Regions from separate parts of the Mus musculus genome. Here region 2 is linked to region 1. The links are chromatin loops, found by intact Hi-C in ENCODE. Cell type or tissue: heart. All regions are shown on one strand. Each heading gives the region's core, and the rest is flanking DNA. Links, peaks and the distances in the headings are about the cores only. Region 1 holds the start of Creld1 (cysteine-rich with EGF-like domains 1). Region 2 holds the start of Vhl (von Hippel-Lindau tumor suppressor).

Evidence for each region. Hi-C counts contacts between places; a loop is a spot of excess contacts. Peaks named below come from ENCODE experiments on the same cell type or tissue, not always from the same donor. Only the 100,000 strongest peaks of a DNase experiment are listed, where the experiment ranks them.
Region 2: a loop joins it to region 1, with 2.4 times the contacts of the local background. A loop is called at or near these places in 1 of 42 quality-filtered maps.

Annotation. Positions count from the first base shown.
Region 1 is chr6:113,481,986-113,484,887 of GRCm38, forward strand. Il17rc (interleukin 17 receptor C) reads left to right here. Exons shown (of 18, transcript NM_178942.1): 17 at 298-393; 18 at 512-1,178. The coding sequence ends at 1,134. It overlaps Creld1 (cysteine-rich with EGF-like domains 1), which reads left to right and starts at 1,371. Exons shown (of 10, transcript NM_133930.2): 1 at 1,371-2,091; 2 at 2,510-2,592. The coding sequence starts at 1,918. In heart, for the core only: no CTCF peak of the experiment used is centred there; DNase peaks (open chromatin) are centred at 1,306 and 1,976; H3K4me3 peaks cover 2,500 bases; H3K27ac peaks cover 2,135 bases.
Region 2 is chr6:113,622,510-113,625,411 of GRCm38, forward strand. It overlaps Vhl (von Hippel-Lindau tumor suppressor), which reads left to right and starts at 1,485. Exons shown (of 3, transcript NM_009507.4): 1 at 1,485-1,869. The coding sequence starts at 1,632. In heart, for the core only: a CTCF peak has its summit at 1,766; DNase peaks (open chromatin) are centred at 1,602 and 2,702; H3K4me3 peaks cover 1,855 bases; H3K27ac peaks cover 1,362 bases.

The DNA of each region.
Region 1 (2,902 bases), core at 1-2,500:
GATAGGGGCTATTGCAATCATGCAAGACAGCAAAATTAAGGGCCTGTAACCCTAGGCTTCAGGGGCAATATCAGCTGCAATCTGAATGCACTTGATGCTGTTGTCCATATTTACAGGCATGGAAACGGAGGCAGGTCACAGAGACACATGGAGCTTTTTCAGTGCGTGGGCTCTGACAAATGCGACTTTGGGGCAGATCACTTCATGTATATAGACTCATTTTTTTTCTCCTCCGATAAGGTGGAGTAAAAGATAAAGGTTTCTTACTAGCCCATTATTTTCCCCTGTCTATTCCAGACATCCACAGGCGCTGGGTCCTAGTATGGCTGGCCTGCCTACTCTTGGCTGCGGCGCTTTTCTTCTTCCTCCTTCTAAAAAAGGACCGCAGGAAAGGTGAGTGCTTTCCTGTCCTGGTTTCCCAAGGACAGTCTCAAACAGTGGCGCTGGGGCTCAATTGGGTGGAGGGAAGGCAGGTCCGGGCTCACCCTCACAGGCTCCACTATCCCTGTAGCGGCCCGTGGCTCCCGCACGGCCTTGCTCCTCCACTCCGCCGACGGAGCGGGCTACGAGCGTCTGGTGGGAGCACTGGCGTCCGCGTTGAGCCAGATGCCACTGCGCGTGGCCGTGGACCTGTGGAGCCGCCGCGAGCTGAGCGCGCACGGAGCCCTAGCCTGGTTCCACCACCAGCGACGCCGTATCCTGCAGGAGGGTGGCGTGGTAATCCTTCTCTTCTCGCCCGCGGCCGTGGCGCAGTGTCAGCAGTGGCTGCAGCTCCAGACAGTGGAGCCCGGGCCGCATGACGCCCTCGCCGCCTGGCTCAGCTGCGTGCTACCCGATTTCCTGCAAGGCCGGGCGACCGGCCGCTACGTCGGGGTCTACTTCGACGGGCTGCTGCACCCAGACTCTGTGCCCTCCCCGTTCCGCGTCGCCCCGCTCTTCTCCCTGCCCTCGCAGCTGCCGGCTTTCCTGGATGCACTGCAGGGAGGCTGCTCCACTTCCGCGGGGCGACCCGCGGACCGGGTGGAACGAGTGACCCAGGCGCTGCGGTCCGCCCTGGACAGCTGTACTTCTAGCTCGGAAGCCCCAGGCTGCTGCGAGGAATGGGACCTGGGACCCTGCACTACACTAGAATAAAAGCCGATACAGTATTCCTAACCAAGTAGCACTCGTGTATCTGTTCCGAGGACCCGCTAACAGAGCCTTTAACCCCGCTGCCCTTTAAAGCCCGGACAGGTGCAGCCCGGAGCCGCTTCTGGTTGGCTAGTGTAGGGTGACGCCATGGCACATGGCTTTCCATAATTGGCTGGGAGAAGGCCCCGCCCTCCGGACTGCGGCGTTGAAGAAGGGTGTACTTTTTACGGAGGCGGTGGCTTTGAGGCGACTCGGCCCACAGCGCCCGGGGCGGAGGCGGGGACTTTTTTTTTTTTTTTTTCCCTCCTCCTCTAAGGTCTAGCAGGGTTTGGATCCTCCCAGTCCTGTTTCAGGCTGTGCCTCCATCTCCCAAAGAGGCTCTGAACTTGACCCCTTCTCTTCATATCCGGATCCGGGCTCCTCCTCCAGGACCGCCCATCCGCCTTTCTCTCGGAATATTTTGGGATCCAACCCTCTCTCTAATTTTGGCCCCTAATAACTCACTGAGACCCTAAAACAATGGGCTGACGCTTATTCTTTTGCCCGCGATCCCGGCCACCTCCCCCTACGGTAACGGAGAAATAATTTCTCTGCTGGAATCGTAGATTAGGCTCTTTCACCCCTTCCAGCGCCTCTGCTTCCACTACCCCAGTTTATCCTCGTTTTGTAATTACGTAGGTCTGGGGCTCTGAGCCCCAAGGCGCCTCGCTTTCCTCCCTTACAGCCTGGCTTCTCCAGTGAACCCTCCCCCTGCCCTCTATCTGCACGTCCCCAGCCTGGGAAAAGATGGCTCCACTGCCCCCAAGGGGCCTGGTCCCATCTCTGCTCTGGTGCTTGAGCCTGTTTCTGAGCCTCCCAGGACCTGTCTGGCTCCAACCCTCTCCTCCTCCCCATCCTTCTCCCCGAGCTGAGCCCCATCCGTGTCATACCTGCCGGGCACTGGTGGACAACTTCAACAAGGTGGGTGCACTAATAGCCACGAGGGAGGGGCCCATTATTGGAGAGCAGGGAGCTCTCTCTGCAAATCTGCATGGTGTCTAGTCCCAGTGTGGGTTGCTGGCTTTAACTGTATGGCATTTGGGTAAGGTGTGTCACAGTGCCTCAGTTTTCTGGTCAATAACATAAAATAATGAAATGTTAGAATGTTAGGCCGGGAGTGCCGGCACATTCCTTTAGTCCCAGCACTGGGGAGGCAGAGGCAGGTGGATCTCTGAGTTCCAGGGCATCCTGGTCTACAGACCAAGTTCCAGGACAGCCAGGACTATGCAGAGAAACCTTGTTTCAGAAACAACAACAAAACAAAAAACAAACTAATAAAAAATCCAAATGAATGTGTCTAGCTCTGTACTTAGATATTCCTAATTTCTTCCATATGCAGGGCCTGGAGAGAACCATCCGGGACAACTTCGGGGGTGGAAACACGGCCTGGGAGGAAGAGAAGTTGTCCAAATACAAAGACAGGTAAGAAGGTGGGGGCAGGGTATCTACCCCAACTCTGGGTTTCTGTTGATGATGTTGGATAGATTCTCTGCGGAAGCATTTCGCTCCCCAGATCCTGAACATTTACAGTACAGCAGATAAGGAAACCAAGCCCCATCTTCGAGAAACTTGCTTTTTTAGTAGAGTAGACACAAACAGTACACACAACCTGTCAGGTGAAGAACAAGAATGTGGGTAGACCACAGGTGGGTGGGATGTGTTCAGGATGGTCCGTTTGAACAGTAGGGGGGCCGACCTTCTGTTTCTCCCAAAGGTGGCTGGAGCAGAGTGA
Region 2 (2,902 bases), core at 403-2,902, 140 kb after region 1:
TCAGCCCCTGGATGAGCTCACACATGCACACCCGTACATTTTTAATTTTTTGTTTATTTATTTACTTTGGTTTTTTGGGTTTTTGAGACAAGGTTTCTCTGTCTGTCCTGGAACTCACTTTGTAGACCAGGCTGGCCTCGAACTCAGAAATCCTCCTGCCTCTGCCTCCCAAGTGCTGGGATTAAAGGCGTGCGCCACCACTGCCCGGCCCGTACATTTAAAAAAAGCTCATCTGATGAAACTTCTGCCAGAAATGTCTATGGAAAAATGGCACTGAATGTTATCTGATAGTAGTTGTATGCTAATTCTTTGAACCAGTCATGGTAGCACATATCTAGAATGCCAGTACTTGGGAGGCAGACACAGGAGTGCCACTAATTTGAGGCCAGCCTGGGCTATATATATTCAGCTGCAAGGCAATGGGAACTATGCAATAAGTCTGCGTCTAAAAAGAAAAAGACAAAATATTTTAAAATTCTATTCACAAACATAAAAAAGTTTGAAAGGAAACAAAAACTGGTAATACTGTTTTCTGGGAATGCAGATGGAAAAGGAGGGAAAGTTTTACTTTTGTACTCTGGAAGACATTTTGAAATGTGTAGTTAAAAATAGAGACAGACTCAAACTCATCAATGAGAAAAACTTTAAATAATAGCATAGGTGGGCCCGGCAGCGGTGGTACTCAGCTTTTATATCAACACTTGGGAGGCAGAGGCAGGAGATTGGAGGTCAGACTGGTCTACAGAGTGAGTTCCAAGAGAGCTGGAGCTACCCAGAGAAACCCTGTCTTGAAAAACCAAAAAGCAAAGGCAGAAGGGGAAATATGGCAAGCCCGTGGAGATCTTAAGAGAAGAAATTAAATTTAAGTACACTCAAAAAAAAAAAAATATATATATATATATGAGGCTCATGCCTGTAATTCCAGCACTCTGGAGTCAGAGGCAGGAGATCACTCTTAAGTTTGAAGCTGGTTTGGTCTGTACACGGAATTCCAGACCAGCCAGGGGGAAACAATGCTACCCAAAAAAAAAAAAAAAAAAAAATCCAACTGCCCTTGGTCCCTGTTCTCTGGAGTCTGAGGCAGGGAGATCTTTGAGTTCAGGACAAGCCGGATATACATAATGAGTTCTAGGCCTACATAGTGAGACCCTACCTCAAAGCAAGTCTTTCTGGCATGGAGATAACGGCTTTAATCCCAGTACTCTGGAAGCAGAGGCAGGCAGATCTCCGAGAGTTCGAGGCCAGACTGATCTAGGGTGTGAGTTCCAGGACAGCCAGGATTACACGAAGAAACTCTATCTTGGGGGAAAAAAAAAAAAGAAGGAAAAAGAAAAGGAAAGGAAACAAACAGAAACCCAACTGTAGGAGGTGGAATTTATAACCCGGGGCTCCGCCGCGGCCCCGCCCCGCCGCCCCGCCGCCCCGCCCACTGCTGCGGCCCCGCCCACCGCCGCGGCCCCTGGCTCCGTGCCGCCCCGCCCCCCAGTTTGAGGGCTCCCGGCGGCCATTTCCGCCTTCAAGTTGCCCGGAGCGCGTCTGGGACCGGCAGACCTGTCCCGGAGCGCGTAGATCCGCACGCACGCACGCGCCGCCCACGTCCAGCTTGCGAATCCGAGGGACCCGTTCCAATAATGCCCCGGAAGGCAGCCAGTCCAGAGGAGGCGGCGGGGGAGCCCGGTCCTGAGGAGATGGAGGCTGGGCGGCCGCGGCCGGTGCTGCGCTCGGTGAACTCGCGCGAGCCCTCTCAGGTCATCTTCTGCAACCGCAGCCCGCGCGTCGTGCTGCCTTTGTGGCTCAACTTCGACGGCGAGCCTCAGCCCTACCCGATCTTACCACCGGGCACCGGCCGCCGCATCCACAGCTACCGAGGTACGAGCCGCGCGCTAGGCCGCTGCTGCTGTAACAGGCGGGGCGCTTTCTCTCCGACCCCGAGCATCTTGTCCCTACCCACTGCATCTACCCCGAGAAAATGCCCGGCCCCTACCAGTGATTTCGGATGCAGTGTTAACCCAGTTCCCGGTCAGGTTCGGCATGCGAACCTGCCTTGGTGATGACAACTTGGAGGGTTACAGACAAAAAAAATGTATGAACAGACAAGAACCAGCCTGTGTCATAATTGCTGCGCTAGGCACCGAGCTTAGAGGTTTGCGAAAGCATGGGCAGAGTGTGGGTGCGTCCAGGTGAAGAAAGAGCACGCAGCTTAGGAGAACCGGAGTAGGATAAGTCAGCTGAGGGAGTTAACAGTTGTAGTTGGGGGATCACCTTTACCGATTGGCGTCTTGGCCGAAAACAAGTGAGTATGGGATAACGGGTTGAACTCTCGATCTTTCTGCCTTCGCCACTGATTTCAGGTTTGTACCAAGCCTGACCACGTAAGCTTATTAACTGTGACAAGCATCAGTGGAAGTCAGTCAGTTCTATCAGTGTCATGACTGGATGGCTATGAAAAACAAGTGAAGCCGCTCTCAGGTGTACAATCCCCAGGACTCAGAAAACCGAGGCAAGATGACTGCACCAGGCTTTTTTGGTTTGCCGCCAAACAGTGAGAGAAAAAGTTCAAAAGTTGATTTTAGCCGTAGTGAATTGGGGCTGTTTGACATTGCCTTATTTATGTATTGAAAAAAAATGTACCCAGATCTGTGTGTGGTAGCCCAGGACTCAGGAGGCCAAGACAGAAGGATTTCACTGAGTGCAAGTCCAGCCTTGGCTAAGCCCCAAGATTGTGTCTGAAGCAACCAGCCAGACAGCTGAGTGATGTGGGAATTTTGTAGATCAGGCTGGCCTCTCACTGAAATCCAACTTCCTTCTGCCCCCTGAGTACTGGGATTAAAGCAAAGGCCTTTGTCACCAAGGCCGGTTTATACTGCTCTTTCAGGGTTAGCTTCTCAGTACCCAGGTCAGG